Regions from separate parts of the Homo sapiens genome. Here region 2 is linked to region 1. A link is an interaction called in ENCODE POLR2A ChIA-PET data of the cell type or tissue named here. Cell type or tissue: GM12878. All regions are shown on one strand. Links, peaks and the distances in the headings refer to the core of each region. The heading gives the core; the rest is flanking DNA. Region 1 overlaps PDE8B (phosphodiesterase 8B). Region 2 overlaps S100Z (S100 calcium binding protein Z).

Region 1 (4,000 bases), core at 1-4,000:
AACATGGTGAGACACTATTTCTACCAAAAGTAAAAAAGATTAGCCAGGCACGGTGGTGTATATCTGTAGTCCCAGCTACTCAGGAGGCTGAGGTGGGAGAATTGCTTGAGCCCAGGAAGTTGAGGCTGCAGTGAGCCATGTTTATACCACTGCACTCCAGCCTGGGTGACAGAGTGAAACAAGAAGAAGAAAGAAGAAAGAAGAAGAAGGAGAAGGAGAGAAAGAAGAAGAGGAAAACGAAGAGAAGGAAGATGAGGAGGAAAAGGAGGGAGAGAAAGAAGAAAAAAAGAAGAAAAAAGAAGAAGATGATGAAGAAGAGGAGGAGGAGGAAGAAGAGGAGGACAGGTAACCATAACTAAGCATTTCATTTTCCTGGCTATAGCAATTGGTTAGGAGTAGTCACGTGACTTGGACTGCTACAGCAATTGGTTAGGGGTAGTCATTTGACTTGGGCTAGTCCACTCAGTTTATCCCAGGATTTTGCTAGCAATGCTGGGAAAAAGCTATTCTACTTTTAATAAATATTCTCACTGTTTATCAAAAAGAAATGTGTAGTGAGGTTGTTTCTCGTAACATCTTGACACCATGTGAGAACGAAAGCAACACCATGGAAAGCAGAGTGGAGAAATGGAAAGAAACAAGATCCTTTGTAACACTTCCAAATTACCAGATCAAGACTTGCCCAAAGCCATATCTAACTCTGGATTTTTCAGTTAGGTGAGCCAATTAATTGGCTTTTTTCTCCTTATTAAATAAGGTTGAATGAGCTCTCCTGTGTTTAAACAGAAAGAATCTCAATGGAAACAAATGACTTCCCCTTGTTGATATTAGAGAGATCTGATGATATGTATCCTTTGGGTGGGCAATTGGCCACACAAGCTACAGGTGCATTGGTGTGTGGCTTCTTAAAAGGAGGGATATGAAATAATCACAAGCCAAATGACTGGAGTCAAAGCCAACACCTGAGCAGAGGAGAAATGGTATTCCAACCAAGGGATCATAGAACCACTTTTTACAGCTGTCTTTGGATCAAGAACACTTATGGAATTCTGAGAAAGCCAGGGGTCTCACCAGAAGCTAACGTACCCCAAAGTCTCACGTGTCAACCACCAGTCCTTATGCTAAAGTTTCTCCAGTCACAGTAATTGTCAGAAGGTTCCTCAAGAAGGGTTAATGGGAAATTCATTCCCCGAGGTCTGGCATGTTCGCACAGTTTTGTCTGTGGTTCTTATATTTGAGGGTCCAGTTTGGCTGAATGTAGAATAATTGGCTCACTTTTTCTTTTCTAGATTATCTTTAACATATCTTCTCCAGTATTTCCTGGCTTAAAGCATTGCTCTCAGGTTCTGATGCCAATCTGATTTCTTTTCCTTATAAACGACTTGGTCTTTTTGCCTAGATGCCCCAAAAGACTTTTTTCCTTTATAGTGCAATTATGTTACTAGAATATGCATTGATGTTGTCCTTTTGGATTGATTTTCCCAGTACACAACGGGGTTTGGTTTTTTCTCTTCAGAGGCTCCTATTATATAGAGGAGTTATATATGTATATGTATTATATATGTGGACCTATCTAGATAGATATAATATATATTATATATATCATATATATATTATATAATGAATCATCATATATTTGTGGAGCTCCTTTGCCTGTCTTGCATTCTATCACTTCTCAAATAGTTTCTTGTCTTCTTTATTTCTGTGTTTTTCTTCTTCCTTTCCAATTTCTATACAGTGCTTTCTGCACTGTTTATTCACTCTTATATTTCTTCCAGTTCGACCTTCCTTTCCTAGATTTTTTTTTGCTTTTATTTCTATTTCTTTTCTGAGTAATCAATTCCCTTTCATATTTTTCTGTTGTCTAATGATGTAACCTGTGTTTTTTTTAATTTGCATTCGTCCTGTTCTTTTGTAACTTTTAATCATTTTCTTAATTTCTTTTAGCTCATTTGAAATATTAGGTTGCAGTTTCTCTTCTGCTTTGTGGGCATACTTTTCTCATTTGTCCTTACTGTTTGCCAACTGGAGCCTGGGAAGCCCCCTCCACTTTAAGCGAATGTGTTCACATCAACAGCAAGCCCTCCACTCCTGGGGGACTGTCCCCTTCTTGGGACAAGTGTTGAGAGAAGTTTCTGGGTCCCCAGCCCTGGGATCCCCAGAAGTCTGTTTGTCTGCCAGCTGCTTCCTCCTGCAGACTTCCTTGTTACGGTCAGTGGTTTGGCCCTAACTGCTCATATTTTTTAGTTTATAGACATATACTCTAATCCTTAGTTTTATGAAAGATGCTGCTTATGGACTGTGTGCTCTGTCAATTTACATTATTGCCCTGTCTGTTTTTATGAGTTGATATAAGGGGCTTAAAATTATACTACAGAGCAGGATCCATGAAAGAAAAAAATAGTAAATTGGATTATATTAACATTAAAAACTTCTGCTTTCAAAATAAGCTGTGGGAAGAATAAAAACACAAACCACATATGAGGAGAGAATATTTTCAAACATAAATGTGATACCGGACTTATATCCAACATACACAAAGAACATTGAAAACTCAACATTAAGAAAACAAACACCCAATTAACAAATGGACAAAAGATCTGAACAGACACCTCACCAAAGAAGATGCTTGCCATCATTTGTCACCAGGGAATTACTAATTAAAACACACCTAGTAGAAGGGCTAAAATCTAAAAAACTGACAATGTTAATTGCTGGCAAGCATGCAGACTAAAACTCATTCACAACTGCAAAAACAAAAAATTTAGGAATAAATTATTTCATTCAAACATTTCTTCAACAAATGTTTACTGAGCAACACTATGTCCCACTCACTGGGGAAAACCTTTCACTGATATACAAGCTAATAAATGGCTAGACTTGGATTTGAACTGAGACTCTCTGACTCCAGAACCTGTGCCTTAACACATCATATCGCACACTCAGACTATCTGAGTGTCAGAAAATATGACTGAAATAAATGGAATGAGATGCTGTTTTCCTGGGTGGAAAACCAGTACTAAAAAAATGCTAAGTCTCTCTCAAATTAACCTATATACTAATTGCTATAAATACACTGGCACAACTTTTTAAACTTGTGAAATGATTCTCAAATCCATATAGAGGAATAAATTCCAGCCACTGGCTAATAAAACTGTGAAGAGTTACAAGTATTTTGCTCTGCCAGTTGTGACAATAATACTTCAAAGATACAACTATCAAAATAGTATGCTTCCAGCAGAGAGATCAACAAAAAGATAAAATCTAGAACTGACCCAATTTTACACATATCTATACATATATATAAAGCGATATATGTGATTTATTATGTAATAAAAATGTCATTTTATATCAGTGAGAAAGTAATGGATAATTCAATAATAATATTGAGATAACTGGTTAACTATATGGAGAAAAATTAAGTCAGCTCTATGCATCATGACATATACCCAAATTACTTCCAGATAGATTAAAATTTTAAATGAGAAAAAAAATCCCATGAGAATATTGAAAAACAATTTAAGTGAACATTTCCAGCATTCAAGGGCCCGGAAGCCTTTTGTTAAAAATAACATCAAAGACATAAACCAAGAAAAGATTGTTAGGTTTTTAGTAAGAAAAACATATTAAAAAGCATAATAAATATTTAAATACAAAACTGAGAAAAAATATTAGTAATATATGATAGTAAAGGGATTGGCATCCTTATTAGAGTTTTTTGAATCTCTACTAAGACAATAATAAAACAGGCGAACATCCCAATTAAAAAGGGTCAAGAAAAGGACAAGCAATGCTCAAAACAAATACACAAATGGGCTGTAAAACCAGGCAGCAATGCTCAGCCTCTCTGGCAATCCAAAAATGCAAATCAAAATAACCAGATTCCACTTTTGACTCATCAAAATTCCAAAGATTTTACAGTGAATTTCACAGTGATGATGAGGGTCTGGGGCCATTAGTAGTTTCATACCCTGCTAGAGGGAGAGGAACACTGTCTGAG
Region 2 (16,536 bases), core at 5,026-9,025, 420 kb after region 1:
TATTCCCCCACTGAAACTTCCACCTATCAATCTCTTCCCACACAAGGCAAATGGTTCTTGGACCAAGGAAAATATCTCCTTCCAGCCTCACAAGCCCATTCTAGTCTATCGTCATTTCATAACCTCTTCCATGTAGGTTACAAGCAGCTAGCCCGCCTCTTAGAACTTCTCATTTCCTTTCCATCATGGAAATCTGTCCTTAAGGAAATCACTTCTCAGTGTTCCATCTGCTATTCTACTACTACTCCTCAGGGATTGTTCAGGCTGCCTCCCTTCCCTACACATCAAGCTCGGGGATTTGCCCCCGCCCAGGACTGGCAAATTGACTTTACTCACATGCCTCAAATCAGGAAACTAAAATACCTCTTGGTCTGGGTAGACACTTTCACTGGGTGGGTAGAGGCCTTTCCCACAGGGTCTGAGAAGGCCACCGTGGTAATTTCTTCCCTTCTGTCAAACATAATTCCTTGGTTTGGCCTTCCCACTTCTATACAGTCCAATAACAGACCGGCCTTTATTAGTCAAATCACCCAAGCAGTTTCTCAGGCTCTTGGTATTTAGTGGCTCCAGGTTTTACCTCAAACTGCCACCCTTAAGTCTCTCTTTAAGTGGATAGAAGTTCTTCAGTGACAAAGTACACTCCAATACTTTCACCCTGATGAAGTCCTATTCTTTACTTTTATACTTGCTCTTATTCTTGTCCCCATTTTTATGCCACTCTCTACCTCTCCCCAGCTATCTCCACCACACTATATCAGTCTCAGTCACTCTCTCCTAGCCATTTCTAATCCTTCTTTAACAAACAATTGCTGGCTTTGCTTTTCTCTTTCCTCCAAAATTCCCGAGGCCCTGACTAAAAAAGGGGTACTCTTGTATATTTTTAAATGAAGAAAAAAAGGGGACTCTGTATATTTTTAAATGAAGAGTGTTGTTTTTACCTAAATCAATCTGGCCTGGTATATGACAACATAAAAAAACTCAAGGATAGCACCCAAAAACTCAACAACCAAGCAAATAATTATGCTGAACTCCCTTGGACACTCTGTAATTGGATGTCCTGGGTACTCCCAATTCTTAGTCCTTTAATATCTGTTTTTCTCCTTCTCTTATTTGGACCTTGTGTCTTTCATTTAGTTTCTCAATTCATACAAAACCGCATCCAGGCCATCACCAATCATTCTATACGACAAATGTTTCTTCTAACAACCCCACAATATCACCCCTTACCACAAAATCTTCCTTCAGCTTAATCTCACCCACTCTAGGTTCCCACGTCACCCCTAATCCTGCTCGAAGCAGCCCTGAGAAACATCACCCATTATCTCTCCATACCACCCCCAAAAACTTTCGCCACCCCAACACTTCACCACTATTTTGTTTTATTTTTCTTATTAATATAAGAAGACAGGAATGTCAGGCCTCTGAGCCCAAGCTAAGCCATCATATCCCATGTGACCTGCACATATACATCCAGATGGCCTGAAGTAACTGAAGATCCACAAAAGAAGTGAAAATAGCCTTAACTCATGACATTCCACCATTGTAATTTGTTTCTGTCCCACCCTAACTGATCAATGTACTTTGTAATCTCCCCCACCCTTAAGAAAGTTCTTTGCAATTCTCCCCATCCTTGAGAATGTACTTTGTGAGATCCACCCTCTGCCCGCAAAACATTGCTCCTAACTCCACCACCTATCCCAAAACCTATAAGAACTAATGATAATCCGCCACCCTTTGCTGACTCTCTTTTCGGACTCAGCCCACCTGCACCCAGGTGAAATAAACAGCCATGTTGTTCACACAAAGCCTGTCTGGGGGTCTCTTCACACAGATGCGTGAGACAACCTCCACCTTCCCAAATCTAGTGGTCAAGTCTTCGTTCTCATCCTACTTCACCTCTGAATGGATTTCTCTCTTTCCTTCTCCACGTGCTGTCTTCTCTAGGCTTCTGAGACACTACACTCTCCTGGTTTTCCTTCTTTCTCCCTGGCCATGCCTCTTTTGTATCACTTATGGGCTCTTCCTTTTCTTTACAGCAAACTGTCAGACGTTTCTTCTTCTCTATCCACATTCTCATCCGGAGTGACCTCCTCTAATCCTGTGGCTTAAGATCACAAATGACTCCCAACTCTATCTCCAGTCCCCCATTTACCCTGAGATCCAGACCAGATCATATTTCCAACTTCCCATGTGATATCTCCACCTGGATGTCCAATACCACCTTAAACAGAGCTATTGATCTGCCCACATGCCTTCACACCAAAGTGATTCTTCCCTCAGTCTTTCCCATTTAGTAAAAGGCATCATTTGCTTGATCAAAACCCTAAACCTTACAGATTGTGTTTGGTTGCATGTAATAGAACCAGATAACCAGAGAGCTGTCATTTTTTTCCCCCCACATAATGAGAGGACCAGAAGCAGGCAAGCAAGGCTGTGCAGAGGCTCCTCCATGACAACAATGCCCAGGCTCCTTCTATCTTTTTTCTCCACGGTCCTCATAGTTGCAAGATAGCAGTTCCACCTCCAGCCTCACATCCACATCCCAACAACAACAAAAAAAGACAAGGAAAGACTCAACAAGGTGGAAGACAAAGAGCTACATGGGTTCTTGTCTACAATAGCAAAACATTCCCAGAAATTCCCAGTAGCCTTCTGCTTGTCTCACATTGTCCAGAACTATTACAAGCCCCACACCGGCTGTTAGAGAGGCTAGGAAATATGGCTTTTTAGCCAGGCACATTGCCACCCTGCACAAACCAGGGTTCTGATACATAGAAGAAAGGAAGAACAGATATCAGATGGGCAAACAGCAACGGTTGTTTTGTCATCCTGGACTTCTCTCTTTTCCTCACACTTCACTATGAATCCATCAGCAAGTCCTATCAGTCCCAGCTCCAAAATACTTAACCAATTCAGCTGCTTCTCTTCATCTCCAGTGCTGAACTGCTGGTCTGATATACCATCATCTCTTACCCAGACCACAGCAACAACCTCCTAGCTGGTTGCCTGCCACGATTGCCATCTCTATAGTCCTTTCTTTACACAGTAGTTAGGGTAATCATTTACACGCATAAATATAATCATATCACTCCCTTTCTTAAAATTCTCCAAAGGATCTATCATAGTTTGGGTTCCCCAAGAGGGAGACCCTGAGGCCAGGGTTCGTGTAGAAGTCATTTATTTGAGAGATGCAGAAAACTCAGGGTTGGAGCAGGAAAGTGAGATAAGGAAGAAAAGGTGGCCTCCCTTGGGGCCTACCGAGGCTCAGCCCCAGGGGGAAACAGTGGGAAATAGTGTCAAACACTTGCCTCAGAATTATCCAACCCAAGGGGCAAAGGAGGGTATTTATATGCCAGCTCACAAGAGCTGCTGGCTTCAGCTCTCTCGGCTTGACCACCTAGCCCTGAACCTATCCATTCCCTGACGAAATCACTGAAAAAGCCAGCACTTCTGCTTAGCCGCCTTTCTGCTCATAGACCCTCACACCTTCCATCTGAAACACAGTCACAAGAGAATGAGGAAACCCAGTTAATTTTTTTTAATAGGGTAAGAAGTTCAAAATACAATTTAAGGATATGAATGTCCATCTTAGAAATTTGCCAAATTCAAGTCTCATTTGAAAGTAGCTAAATTTTTGTAATGCCCTCGTTTTGACAAACCAAAAAGATGCATATAGCCTCTTAATAATACAGGCAAGTTTCAAGTAGGGCATATGAGATTTAGAATATCTACATAAAGTCAATATTTTAAGGGGCACATAATTCAATAGTAGCAATTAATTATTAATATATGCACTGGATATTATAGCTATAAATGACATTACTGGGTCTATAGATCTGAACGGTATAAATGAACATTAAGTACATAACTTTGGATATATTTCTGCCTTTAGATGAGCTTATTACTTACCTTTATTTTCCTTTCTTCTTCAATTGTTCTACAAAGTAATCATTACAAGCAACTGTCAGAGCTGCCACCATGACCACGAATTCATTAAAATCCACTTCGTTGTCCTTATTGGCATCCAGGTCCTGCACTATCTTATCAACCAACTGGGTTTCCTTTTGGCACTAAAATGAGAAAGGAAATTTCTAACTCCCTGGCTCTGAGGTTCATGATGACAATTGAAATTCATCTTCCTTTTATTTACATTAAATTCCTAATTTCCATTTATAGCATCTAAAGACATTTTCTAAGAACCTATTTACAGGTAGGTGTAAACCAGCCACGAATTCTAAACGAATCTAGCCCCCTGCCCCAGCTCCATATAATCCTGGCTCAGACCTAGAAACCAAGAAAAGCAAACAGCAGCTGATCAAAGTGAGTGACTGTTGCTAAAAACACATTTACAGGACATCACAGGTTGAGAGCCAGGACACTAGGAGATAGTCGAGTGACATAGAAAGAGGGAGGATTTGAAGCCAAAAAGGAGAAAAATACCAACGAGCGAATTTGAGCAAATCGCGTAACATTTTAAATGCTTTTATTTATAAAATTGGGAGGATAATTTCTATCCACACATTTCAGGGATACTTCATCACACTTTTGAAAGTGCTTAGAGCACCAGGGTCGCTAGATTTAGCAAATAAAAATACTAGATACCTAGTTAAATTTGAATTTCAAATAAACAACAAATAACTTTTAGTTTTAGTATGTCTCAAGTATTGTATAGGACACAAAATATTTTATCTGGCAGCCTACTTAGCACAGTGTGCCTGACACACAGAAGAGAGGCACCCAAAGAAAGGTAGGTCTTATAAAGATGCCTGCATTTTATGGGTGGAAAGCAAAGAGAAGAGGGAAGACAAGGTTCACGAAGGTTGGAACTGTGAAGCACCCACCTCTCCTGTGACTGGTGTTGATGAGGAGTGTTTCCAAAAGCAGTTCATTTCCTCCAGGAAATCCCCATGCCCCCCTCATTTTCTGCTAACCATTAAATGGTCAGAGAAAAACTTAATTGATCAAAACCAACTTGATTAAAACAATTATAAATTGTACTTGATTAAATAAATGTGCGAAGTTTGACCTACTGAGTTTTTATGCTAAATGTTAAACAGTACAGTAGCCAAAGTTGGCCCCACACAGTGGCTCACGCCTGTAATCTCAGCACTTTGGGAGGCCGAGGCAGGCAGATCACTTGAGGTCAGGAGTTCGAGACCAGCCTGGCCAACATAGTGACACTCTGTCTCTACTAAAAATACAAAAAACTTAGCTGGGTGTCGTGGTGCATGCCTGTAATCCCAGTTACTCCGGAGGCTGAGGCACAAGAATCACTCGAACCTGGGAGGTGGAGATTGCAGTGAGCCGAGATCGTGTCACTGCACTCCGGCCTAGGAGACACAGCAAGACTCCATCTCCGAAAAAAAAAAAAATACAGTAGCCAAACGGAATGAGAGGAAAAGAAAAGTTTGTGGGAATTCTAAGATCACTATAAAAATGTCGTGAAGACTAAGTTAAAAAATACTTTATAGAGCTTTTCCCAAATAGAGGGTGGGGAGAAACATGTGTTGTAATTAACAGTCTCTGTAGTCTTAACACAAGGTTTGGAGAGAATAACATCACACGAGGGTAGCATATTGTGCTAAAAATCAGTTTAAGTCAACTCTATAAACACCAGCGTGAAGTGTTTTCCTTGGAGGAGGCCCCAAACGCTACAATGTACGGCTTCATATATTAATCTCTCAAACTCCTGGCTATTTTGAGAAATGAATCTGTTTGCTACCCCACTGGTCACTGGCCAAACACATCCTTCTATCAATCCCAATCAGTCTGTGCTCGGCTGACAAAGCTCTCTAAGTATTTGCCATTCACTAGAAAATTTGCCACCATAGCATGAAGTACCCCACCTCTGAAGGTAAAGTACCCCTTCACCTCTGGCCCAATACATAATTTACAGACAGCTGGACCAAGCTCCAGGTATAACTAGCTGTAACTAGTTATAACTATAACTCTGGCTATAATTAGCTACATCTTTGCCGCACCAGAATGTTAATTGGTGAAAGTCAAAAATACAATTTTTACCACTTAGAAACCCTAACCCCAGGTAACACGAAAAAGGGCACATGCCTATGTACACAGAAAACAAACGTCTCCAGTGTTTGCTTCCCCTATATTTTGAATCTCTGTACAAATTTGGCTGCATTTGTGACAGAATCACAGGACAGTATGAACCCAAAGGCTGTCCTGGAATCTGCACCTCATCTACCCTCAAATGAATACAGCATTTACAAAGGCCTGACTCACCGAGAGGAATTCCGTGAGCTCTCGCTGCAGGAGCAGTTTCAGTTCCCCCTTGCTGAGCTTGAATCTCTTCCTTTCCTTGCCAGAATAGCGGTGGAAGATTCTAATCATGGTGTCCATGGCCATCTCGAGCTGGGTGGGCATGTCGGCAGCAGAACTGACCACTCCAGAAGCAGGCCACCAAACCCGGGGAGAAGACACTTGTTCAGAATAAACAGATGAGGAAACACCAACACTTTCATTAAAACAGAATATTACAATCCCCCGAGTCAGCTCGCCACACAAGTGATGGTTGTTAAAAACATAATAGTCTGCGCAGGCGCGGTGGCTCAAGCCTGTAATCCCAGCACTTTGGGAGGCAGAGATGGGTGGATCACAAGGTCAGAAGATCGAGACCATCCTGGCTAACACGGTGAAACCCCGTCTCTACTAAAAATACAAAAAAAAATTAGCCGGGCGCGGCGGCGGGCGCCTGTAGTCCCAGCTAGCTACTCAGGAGGCTGAGGCAGGAGAACGGCGTGAACCCGGGAGGCGGAGTTTGCAGTGAGCCGAGATCGCGCCACTGCACTCCAGCCTGGGCGACAGAGCGAGACGCCGTCTCAAAAAAAAAAAATTAATAATAATAATAGTCTTTCATTAAAGAGTGTTCCACCCTTGCTGGGGCAAGCTGCAAATAAGCACTTCGCAGCTGAGTTGTTTCTCCTCGCTAATCCCTACACCCCCAAGAGGTAGCAGCTCCAGCATATTCATAAGACAACCAGGTAACAGGTACAAAGTCAAACTAAAATATAGAATTTAAAAATAAATAAAAATAGGAAGGAAAATACCTACCTGTTCAACAGATACACAGCTCTGTCAATGGTTGTTTACCATTAAACTATAAGCATTTATACGTGGGGGAGGGGGAAACGTTCTCCCCAGCACACCTGTTTCCGGGAAGATGAAAATTGCCAGTGACAAGAGATTCAAAGGGAGGTGCCTCTGCTCCGTATTTAATCACCAAAATGAACAGGTGTGAGCTGCTGCCCCAAGGGTCATTGAAGAAGGCTAGTGCTCATTGGGTGCATTAGATAAGAAGGCAAAGACAAAGCAAGAGGAAGCCTTATCTCTCTTTAGGGGAGTGTGGATAGAAATGCAATTAGTTGCTAGGAAGCTGATGATGGGGAAGAACTCTAAAAATAGGGGAGCAAAGAAGAAACACTAGTTCCAACCTGGAGATGACTCAGCAAAGCCAATAGCAAGGACAAGGGAGTAAATTCATAGTAGATTAAACTAACCCAAAGGACAGTTGAAAAAAAAAAAAAAAGAGGAAGTGCTCCACGCACTGATTTAGAAAGGTACAAAGCAGTGCTCCCAACTGTGTAAAAAAGAAATAATACATGTGTATGTGTGCTTGCAGTTACCTAAGGAGTCACTGAAAGGAAACAAAATATAATACTATGTTGGGAGCTGTCAGGGGTAAGGGGGGAAAGGGTAGAACAGAGTGGTTGGGAGTAAGACTTCCCAGTGTACACCTTTTTAAGTGATTTTAACTTTTTCAGTTATAGGAATGTATTACCTAATAAAAAAGTTGAAATAAACCTCAGAGCAGCTGTGTGTGCAGGAATCCACAACAGATTTCCAAGTGAGAGAAACTTAATAAAGAAAGAGTCCATGTAAAAACCAAAGCCAGATATTGGCCACTGTGCTTTTAAATCCTGCCTGTTCTCTCAGGACTGAAACTTAATTATACGGAAAGCAAGCCAGGATCTCCTTTTTATTTCCCTTCAACAAAGTAGTCAGTATGTAACCTCAACCATCCCATCTGCCCCTGGCCTTGCTGCCTGGCTACTCCACTGCAACCTCCCTGCAAGGTTCCCAGGAGGTGTTCACTGTACACCTAACACAAAATTTTCAAACATATTCAGGCTGGGCACAGTGGCTCAATCCTGTAATCCCAGCACGTTGGGAGGCAGATCACTTGAGGTCAGGAGTTCGAGACCACCCTGACCAAAATGGTGAAACCCTGTCTCTACTAAAAATACAAAAATTAACTGGATATGGTGGTGCACGCCTGTAGTCCCAGCTACTCGGGAGGCTGAGGCAGGAGAATTGCTTGAACCCAGGAGGTGGAGGTTGCAATGAGCCAAGATCACGTCCCTGCACTCCATCCTGGGTGACAGTGAGACTCCGTCTCAAAAAAAAAAAAAAAATTGTTAGTTTTTATTGTCAAAGTAATATAGGTAAAATAATATTTTGAATACTTAGGAGTATGAAATAGTAAAATTCTCTCTCACCATTCCCTACCCTAGTAATTACCCTTTGTAAATTTTTCCTGTGTGGGAGGCAGTATCATGGTGGCTAAAAGCATGAACTGCCTGGCTTTACCTCTCACCTCTGCCACTAGTTGTGTGATCCTGTGCTGGTCAATTAGCATCTATGCTGCATTTTCCCCATTAGTCTAAATGGGGATGACCATAGCACCTACTCAGAATGGAAAAAACAAACTCTATACAATATTTATTTTATTTATTTATTTATTATTATTTTTGAGGCAAGGTCTGACTCTGGTTGCCCAGGCTGGAGTGCAGTGGTGCCATCACAGCTCACTGCAGCCTCGACCTCCTGGGCTCAGACAATTCTTCCATCTCAGCCTCCCAAGTAGCTGGGACTACAGGTTCACACCACCATGCCTGGCTAATTTTTATTTTTATTTTTGTATTTGTAGTAGAGATGGGGTTTTGCCATGTTGCCCAGGCTGGTCTTGAACTCCTGAGCTCACGCAATCCGCCTGCCTTGGCCTCCCAAAATGCTGGGATTACAGGTGTGAGCCACTGCACCCAGCCTTATTTTATTTATTTTTTTAAGACAGAGTCTTGCTCTGTCACCCATGCTGGAATGCAGTGGCCCAGTAATGGCTCACTGCACCTCAACCTCCCAGGCTCAAGCGATCCTCCTGCTTCAGCCACCTGAGTAGCTGGGACAACAGGCACATGTTATCATGCCTGACTAATTTTTTTATTTTTGTAGATATGGGGTCTCCCTATGTTTCCCAGGCTGGTGTCAAACTCCTGGCCTCAAGTGATCCTCCTGCCTTGGCCTCCCAAAGTGCTGGGATTACAGGCTTTAGCCACCTTACATTGTCTCTGTGAAATACTTAAAGAGGTTTATTTTGAGCCGATATGAGTGACCACGGCCCAGGGAACTGTCTCAAGAGGTCCTAAGAAGGTATGCCCAAGGTGGCAGGTTACAATTTAGTTCATTATTTATTTATTTTTGAGATAGGGTCTCCCGCTGTCACCCAGACTGGAGTGCAGTGGTGCAATAATGGCTCACTGCAGCCTCGAACTCCCAGGCTCAAGCAATCCTCCCACTTCAGTTTCCTGAATAGCTGAGACCACACACAGGTGCACACCACCATTCCTGGTTAATTTTTTATTTTTTACTTTTTTTAGAGATGAGGTCTCACTATGCTGCCCAAGCTGGTCTCAAACTCCTGGGCTCAAGTGATCCTCCTGCCTTAGCCTCCCAAAGTGCTGAGATTATGGGCATGAGCCACTGTACCTGGCCAAAATTTGGTTTTATATGTTAAGTTATAGGCGAAGTCATAAATCAGTATATGTAAGGTGTACATTGGTTTGGCTCAAAAAGGCAGGGGTATGGGGCTTACAGATCACAAGTGGATTCAAAGATTTTCGGGCAGGGCCCGGTGGCTCACGCCTGTAATCCCAATACTTTGGGAGGCCAAGGTGGGTGGATCATCTGAGGTAAGGAGTTCGAGACCAGCTTGGCCAACATGGTGAAACCCTGTCTCTACTAAAAATACAAAAAAAAATTAGCCGGGTGTGGTGGTGCATGCCTGTAATCCCAGCTACTCAGGAGGCTGAAGCAGGAGAATCACTTGAACTTGGGAGGTGGAGGTTGCAGTGAGCCAAGATCATGCCACTGCCCTCCAGGGTGGGTGATAAAGCGACACTCTGTCTAAAAAAAAAAAAAAAAAAAAAGAGTTTCTGATTGGCAATTTGTTGAAAGAGTTAAGCATTGTTGTCTAAAGACTTGAAGTCAGCAGAAAGAAATTCTTGAGTTAAGATAAAGGGGGCTGTGGAAGCCAAGGTTCTTCTTATGTAGATGAAACCTCCAGGTAGCAGCCTTCAGAGAGAATAAATGATAAATGTTTCTTTTTGGACCTTAAAAAGTGTCAAATTCCTAGTTAATTTCTCCTAGATCTGGAAAGGCCTAGCTGCATTAATGGAGATTCTCTATAGATGCAAAATTTCCCCCATAAAAGACGGCTTTACAGGACCATTTCAAAATATGTCAGAGAAGTCTATTTTGGGGTAAAATATTTTGATTTCCTTCATGGTCTGCTATCTGTCATGTGATGCTACCAGAGTGAGGTTGGAATTTGGTATCCCAAAAGGAAAGAGGTACAATGAGGCCTGTCTGACCTCTCTTCCCATCAAGGCCTGGAATTCAGTTGTTCAGGTTTCTCTGGGGTCCCCTGGGCCAAGAGAGGGTCTGTTCAGTCAGTTGAGGAGCTTAGGATTTTATTTTATTTTTTTCTTTGTAGAAATGGAGTCTTGCTATGTTGCCCACGCTGGTCCCAAACTTCTGGCCTCAAGCAATCCTCCCACCCCAGCCTCCCAAAATGCTGGGATTATAGATGTGAGCCAGCGTGCCCAGCCTCCTCCTCATTTTTTAAAGCACTTTCCCCTCTCCAGCTCTTAAATGTTGTTCCCACTGTGGTCTCAGCTACTCCTATAATTTCAGTCTCTCCCAAGATTATATTTCTTGGCCCAGATCTGTCTGCTAAGCTCCAGAACCATCTATCCAACAGCCTGCTGGACCACATCTCTACCTGAATGTCCCACAAGCTTTTCAAACTCAATTCGGACTGTCCACTAAAGAAAAAAAAAAATCAAGCTTTTAGAAAGTTAAAACTAGTTTTACTCAGGAATCTTACTGAGGACTATAGACCAAGGTCTACATCCTGGGAGCAGCCCTTCAGAGGGGTTCTGTGAGACTGCTCCAGCAAGGTAGCTCCACCCGCAGCTTCTACACAGGCCTTGGGGGTTCACTACATGCAAAGTCACATCAAACTTGCAGAAGTTACATTAAAGCAGAATCACATCAAGGTTTGTGTATAAGAGTACATCTGGTATAGATTACAGAGGCATCATCCCTAACCCCATCAGACATTATGTTACCTATAGGAAAAGGCATTAATTAGGCTTATTTACCTATTAAGGAATGCGATGACTCAGCCGAGACACGGGACTGTATGCTGTATCCTTTGTCTTCAAAGCATTTTTCTGGAGAGCTGGGTGTCTACACAGAGTCAGGGGCTTGTGAAATTACACTGGCAAGCAGAAATGAGTAAATACGTCTTTTTACGTTTTCTACTTTATCTCACGGGACCTAAGCAAAACTCATCCCCTCAGTCATCTCAAACATCCAGTTCCTTGGTCACACCAGCTTCTGTCACAATTTTTTTTTTTTTTTGAGACGGAGTCTTAGTCTGTCACCCAGGCTGAAGTGCAGTGACAGGATCTCAGCTCACTGCAACCTCTGCCTCCTGGGTTCAAGCAATTCTCCTTCCTCAGCCTCCTGAGTAGCTGGGATTACAAGTGGGCACCGCCACGCTGGGCTAATTATTTTGTGTGTTTTTAGTATAGATGGGGTTTCACCATGTTGGCTAGGCTGGTCTTGAACTCCTGGCCTCAAGTGATCCACCTGCCTCAGCCTCCCAAAGTGCCGGGATTACAGGTGTGAGCCACTGCACCCAGCCACAATTCTTAAATACCAGCTAAACTGGTCCACTTCTCTCCATTCTTCACCACCTTTGGGGCCTTTTAATTTTTGGTCCCTATTACTGCAGTGGCTTCCTTACTGCTCTTTCTACTTTCTACCATGCCCCTCCATTCTCACGTCTATTCTGCTGTCAGAGAAGCTGATCTAAATCACAAATCAACACCCACGCTCCTGGCCATTCAAAGGGTTGGCCCTGCCTGCAAACTGACCATGGTGTTGGGAGCTCCCATTCTTCCATGCCTTTGCAGGTTCTGAGCACACTGTGTGGAAAGCTAATTCCATCTGCTCCTTTAAGATCAGTTCAAATGTCATCTCCTCTTGGACATTTTCCTGCACTCTTCCCAACTACCCACCCCACATCCCCCCATCTCTGATAGGTGCCTTCTCTGTCCTCTCCTATTTCCTACCTTATGTTTGTTTTTCTCATCATTGCACTTACCATACATTCCCAACATCACGTTTTTTTTTGTCTGCCGTATGTTCCCCACCCTCCACACTTTGAATGAGTTCCTTGATGTCAGGGTTGATATCTGGTTCATCTATGCATTCCACAGCATTTAGCACAGGGACAGGCATATGGAAGTGCTCAGAAATCCTCACTGATGGATGAATTCATAAACAAATCAATCAGAGAGGGAAACATAAGATTCCCCAAGAGTTGGCCTTGTCTAGTTTAACTGCCAAATAATTATTTGATTGCCTTTATTCCACATAAAAATTTGCTTCATCAAAGGGAGAAAGAGAAACAGACAGACAGACAACAGTCATGTCAATGAATATAAAGAGTTTGAGCTGGATGTGGTGGCTCACGCCTGTAATCCCAGCACTTTGGGAGGCTGAGGCGGGTAGATCACTTGAGGTCAGGAGTTTGAGACCAGCCTGACCAAAACGGTGAAACCCCGTCTCTACTAAAAATACAAAAAGCAGTGAGATGTGGTGGCATGCGCCTGTAGTCCCAGCTACTCGGGAGGCTGATGCAGGAGAATCGCTTGAACCCAGGAGACAGAGGTTACCGTGAGCCGAGATAATGCCATTGCACTCCAGCCTGGGTGTTGCAGCCAGACTCTGTCGCAAAAAAAAAAAAAAAAAAGAGTTTGAATTTGGAATAAAATATTATTTAATTCCAAATTAAGTTGTTGAAGTTATAGATGCACTAAAATCAGTAAATCTTACAGAGTATATGGGTCTCAACAGTATTATATTTATATCATATTTAACCATAAAATAATTTACTCGGAGAACTCAGTTGGCAGGTAAAACTCCTAATAGAATAGATATTGAAAATTGTAATGCTGTAATTTGATTCAAGAGATGAAAATGTGGCTTCTACATCTTGGCTCTTGGGGTTTAAAAGCAAGGTGATTTTCTCTTTGTTTCTACTGGGCTTTGGCAGAGCTAAATATATCCTTTGGTACATGCTGCCCCTTAGTGTCAATCTCCAGGACTGCACCTGGCAGCCCTCTAATTCCCAGAATGCACTTGAAATCCTATTTATAAAGCCCTTTCTTCAGGGGCTTATCTTTATATAACCCAGCCTCAGCCCCTGCCCTCCAGGAGACTTTCAGAAACAAAGGCAATGTCAAAAGGCTCAAAAAGAATCTGTCAGGCTAGAGACACAAATTTACGGGTGACATGAAATCCCAGGAGGGGGAGACACACCTGTTGATAGCACAGAGGGTTATCCTATGCACCTTGCTTGCTCTATTAATTATTTCCATTGCACTTTGCAATTTTGGTATGAGTCATAGCCCTTAGGGCGTAAAGGTCTGAGATAGTGTGCAAAGAATGGGAGAAATGATCAGATTTGGGGGGAGCTTAAAGGTAATGACTGTGGCCGGCCGCAGTGGCTCACGCCTGTAATCCCAGCATTTTGGGAGGCCAAGGTGGGTGGATCACCTGAGGTCAGGAGTTTGAGACCAGCCTGGCCAACATGGCGAAACCCCATCTCTACTAAAAATACAAAAATTAGTCGGGCATGGTTATGCATGCCTGTAATCCCAGCTACTCGAGAGGCTGAGGCAGGAGGATCATTTGAACTCAGTTGCAGAGAGCTGAGATCACACCACTATACTCCAGCCTGGGAGACAGAGTGAGACCCCACCTCAAAAAAAAAAAAAGAAAAAAAAAAAGTAAGGATGATTTTAGAGAAAAAAAACTGGTAAATATCCACAAAGGTGGGAGCAAAAGGAGAAAAGATATTTGTAAGTGAGGCATTGGTCATGGACTCTGAAAGACAAGACGTATGTGAAGAAGAGGCATCCTGTCAACCGGGCAGGCAGACACCCTCCTTAGACTGAGGATACCCCCAGAGTGTCTGAGCCAGGAACTGCCCTGGGGCCAAGACTACAGTCATACAGGAGGCTAAGTTGCTTCCTCCTAAACTCTCCAGTTTTTGTCTTTTTATGTAACCAGATTCAAATGTTCTATCATTTTCCTAGCAACAGCATGAGGAATCTCAGTGGGAGGGACGGACCTCAGAAGGGTGGACACTTTTGAGGGTGGTGAGTATGTTTATTATCTTGACTGTGGTGATGGTGTCACTGGTGTATACAGATGTCAAACTTACCAAAGTGTGTATTTTAAATACGTGCAGTTTATTGTGTGTCAATTATAACTCAAAGCTATTTTTAAAAGGAAAGAAAGAAGCTTTCCTAGAATCGCACAACTATGTCGTAGCAGAGCTGAGACTCAGACCCATGCTTGTCTGACAAAAGATAAAATCATGCAGCCATTTAAAATTAGAATTATAAAGACTACAAAAATGCAAAAAAAATTTCAGGAAAATGGTAAGTGAAACTAACAAAGTAGAAATTATACATATGCTGTAATGGATAAATGTTGTGTACCTAAAGAGGGAAAATGAAATAGTCCTGTGTTACTTAATGACAGAAATATATTCTGAGAAATGCGTCATTAGGTGATTTTGTCATTGTGTGAACATCATAGGGTATACTTACACACACGTAGATGGTACAGCCCACTACACACCTAGGCCATATGGCATAGCCTATTGCTCCTAGGCTATAAACCTGTACAGCATATAACTGTGCTGAATACTGCAGGCAACTGTAATGCAATAGTATTTGTGTAGGTAAATATAGAAAAGGTACAGTAAAAATATGTATAAAAGATAAAAAAAATAGTACACCTTTATAGGACACTTACCATGAGTGGAGGCTGCAGGACTGGAAGTTGCTCTGTGTGAGTTGGTAAGTAAATGGTGAGTGAATGTGAAGGCCTAGGACCTAGGACACTACTATACACTGCTATAGCCTTCATAAACATTGTACAGTTAGGCTGCACTAAATTTATTTTATAATACTTTTCATGGCCAGGTGTGGTGGCTCATATCTGTAATCCTAGCACTTGGGGAGGCTGAGGCAGGCAGATCATTTGAGCCCAGAATTTCGAGACCATTGTGGGCAACATAGTGAAACCCTGTCTCTGCTAAAAATACAAAAATTAGCCGGGCATGGTGGCGCATGCCTGTAGTCCCAGCTACTTGGGAGGCTGAGGTGGGGGGACCACTTGAGGCTGGGAGGTGGAGGTTGCAGTGAGCCAAGATCACTACACTGCACTCCAGCCTGGGTGACAGAGCAACACCCTGTCTCAAAAACAAGCAAACAAACAAAAATTTTTCTTTCTTCAAAATAAGTTAACCTTACCTTACTGTAACTTTTTTTTTTTCTTTTTTTCTTTGAGATGGAGTCTCACTCTGTCGCCCAGGCTGGAGTGCAGTGGTGTGATCTCAGCTCACTGCAACCTCTGCTTCCCGGGTTCAAGTGATTCTCCTGCCTCAGCCTCCTGAGTAGCTGGGATTACAGGCACCCGCCACCACACCTGGCTAATTTTTTTTTATTTTTAGTAGAGACGGGGTTTCACCATGTTGGCCAGGCTGGTCTCGAACTACTGACCTCAAGTGATCCACCCACCTCAACCGCCCAAAGTGCTGGGATTACAGGCATGAGCCACTGCGCCCAGCCAACATTCTAGCTTTATAAGCTTTTAAATTTTTTAAACTTTTTGACACTTTTGTAATAACACTTCACTTGAAACTCACACTGTACAGCTGTACAATTTTTTCTTTATATTTTTATTCTATAAGTTTTTTCTATTTTTAATTTTTTTTTTAACTTTGTAAACTTTTTCATTAAAAACTAGGACATGGGCCGGGTACAGTGGCTCACGCCTGTAATCCCAGCACTTTGGGAGGCCGAGGCAGGTGGATCACCTGAGGTCAAGAGTTTGAGACCAGCCTGACCAACATGGTGAAATCCTGTCTCTACTAAAAATACAAAAAAAATAGCCAGGCCTGGTGGTGTGCACCTGTAATCCCAGCTACTCGGGAGGCTAAGGCAGGAGAATCACTTGAAGCCGGGAGGCGGAGGTTGCAGTGAGCCAAGATCGCACCACTGCACTCCAGCCTGGGTAACAAGAGTGAAACTCCATCTCAAAAAAAAAAAAAAAAAAAAAGAGCTAGGACACAAACACACACATTAGCCTAGG

What was found. Peaks named below come from ENCODE experiments on the same cell type or tissue, not always from the same donor. Only the 100,000 strongest peaks of a DNase experiment are listed, where the experiment ranks them.
Region 2: POLR2A ChIA-PET joins it to region 1 with 8 read pairs; 1 of 35 experiments calls an interaction of 5 or more read pairs at or near these places.

Annotation. Positions count from the first base shown.
Region 1 is chr5:77,292,468-77,296,467 of GRCh38, reverse strand. All of the region lies in intron 1 of PDE8B (phosphodiesterase 8B), which reads right to left. Among named protein-coding and RNA genes, the nearest start is that of PDE8B, 84 kb to the right of the region's middle. In GM12878, for the core only: no CTCF peak of the experiment used is centred there; a DNase peak (open chromatin) is centred at 2,057.
Region 2 is chr5:76,865,208-76,881,743 of GRCh38, reverse strand. S100Z (S100 calcium binding protein Z) reads right to left here. Exons shown (of 5, transcript NM_130772.4): 2 at 11,460-11,578; 3 at 6,244-6,440; 4 at 3,910-4,070. The coding sequence starts at 6,384. The coding sequence ends at 3,912. Among named protein-coding and RNA genes, the nearest start is that of S100Z, 23 kb to the right of the region's middle. RefSeq lists an enhancer at 10,699-11,396. In GM12878, for the core only: no CTCF peak of the experiment used is centred there; a DNase peak (open chromatin) is centred at 7,473; H3K4me3 peaks cover 720 bases; H3K27ac peaks cover 798 bases.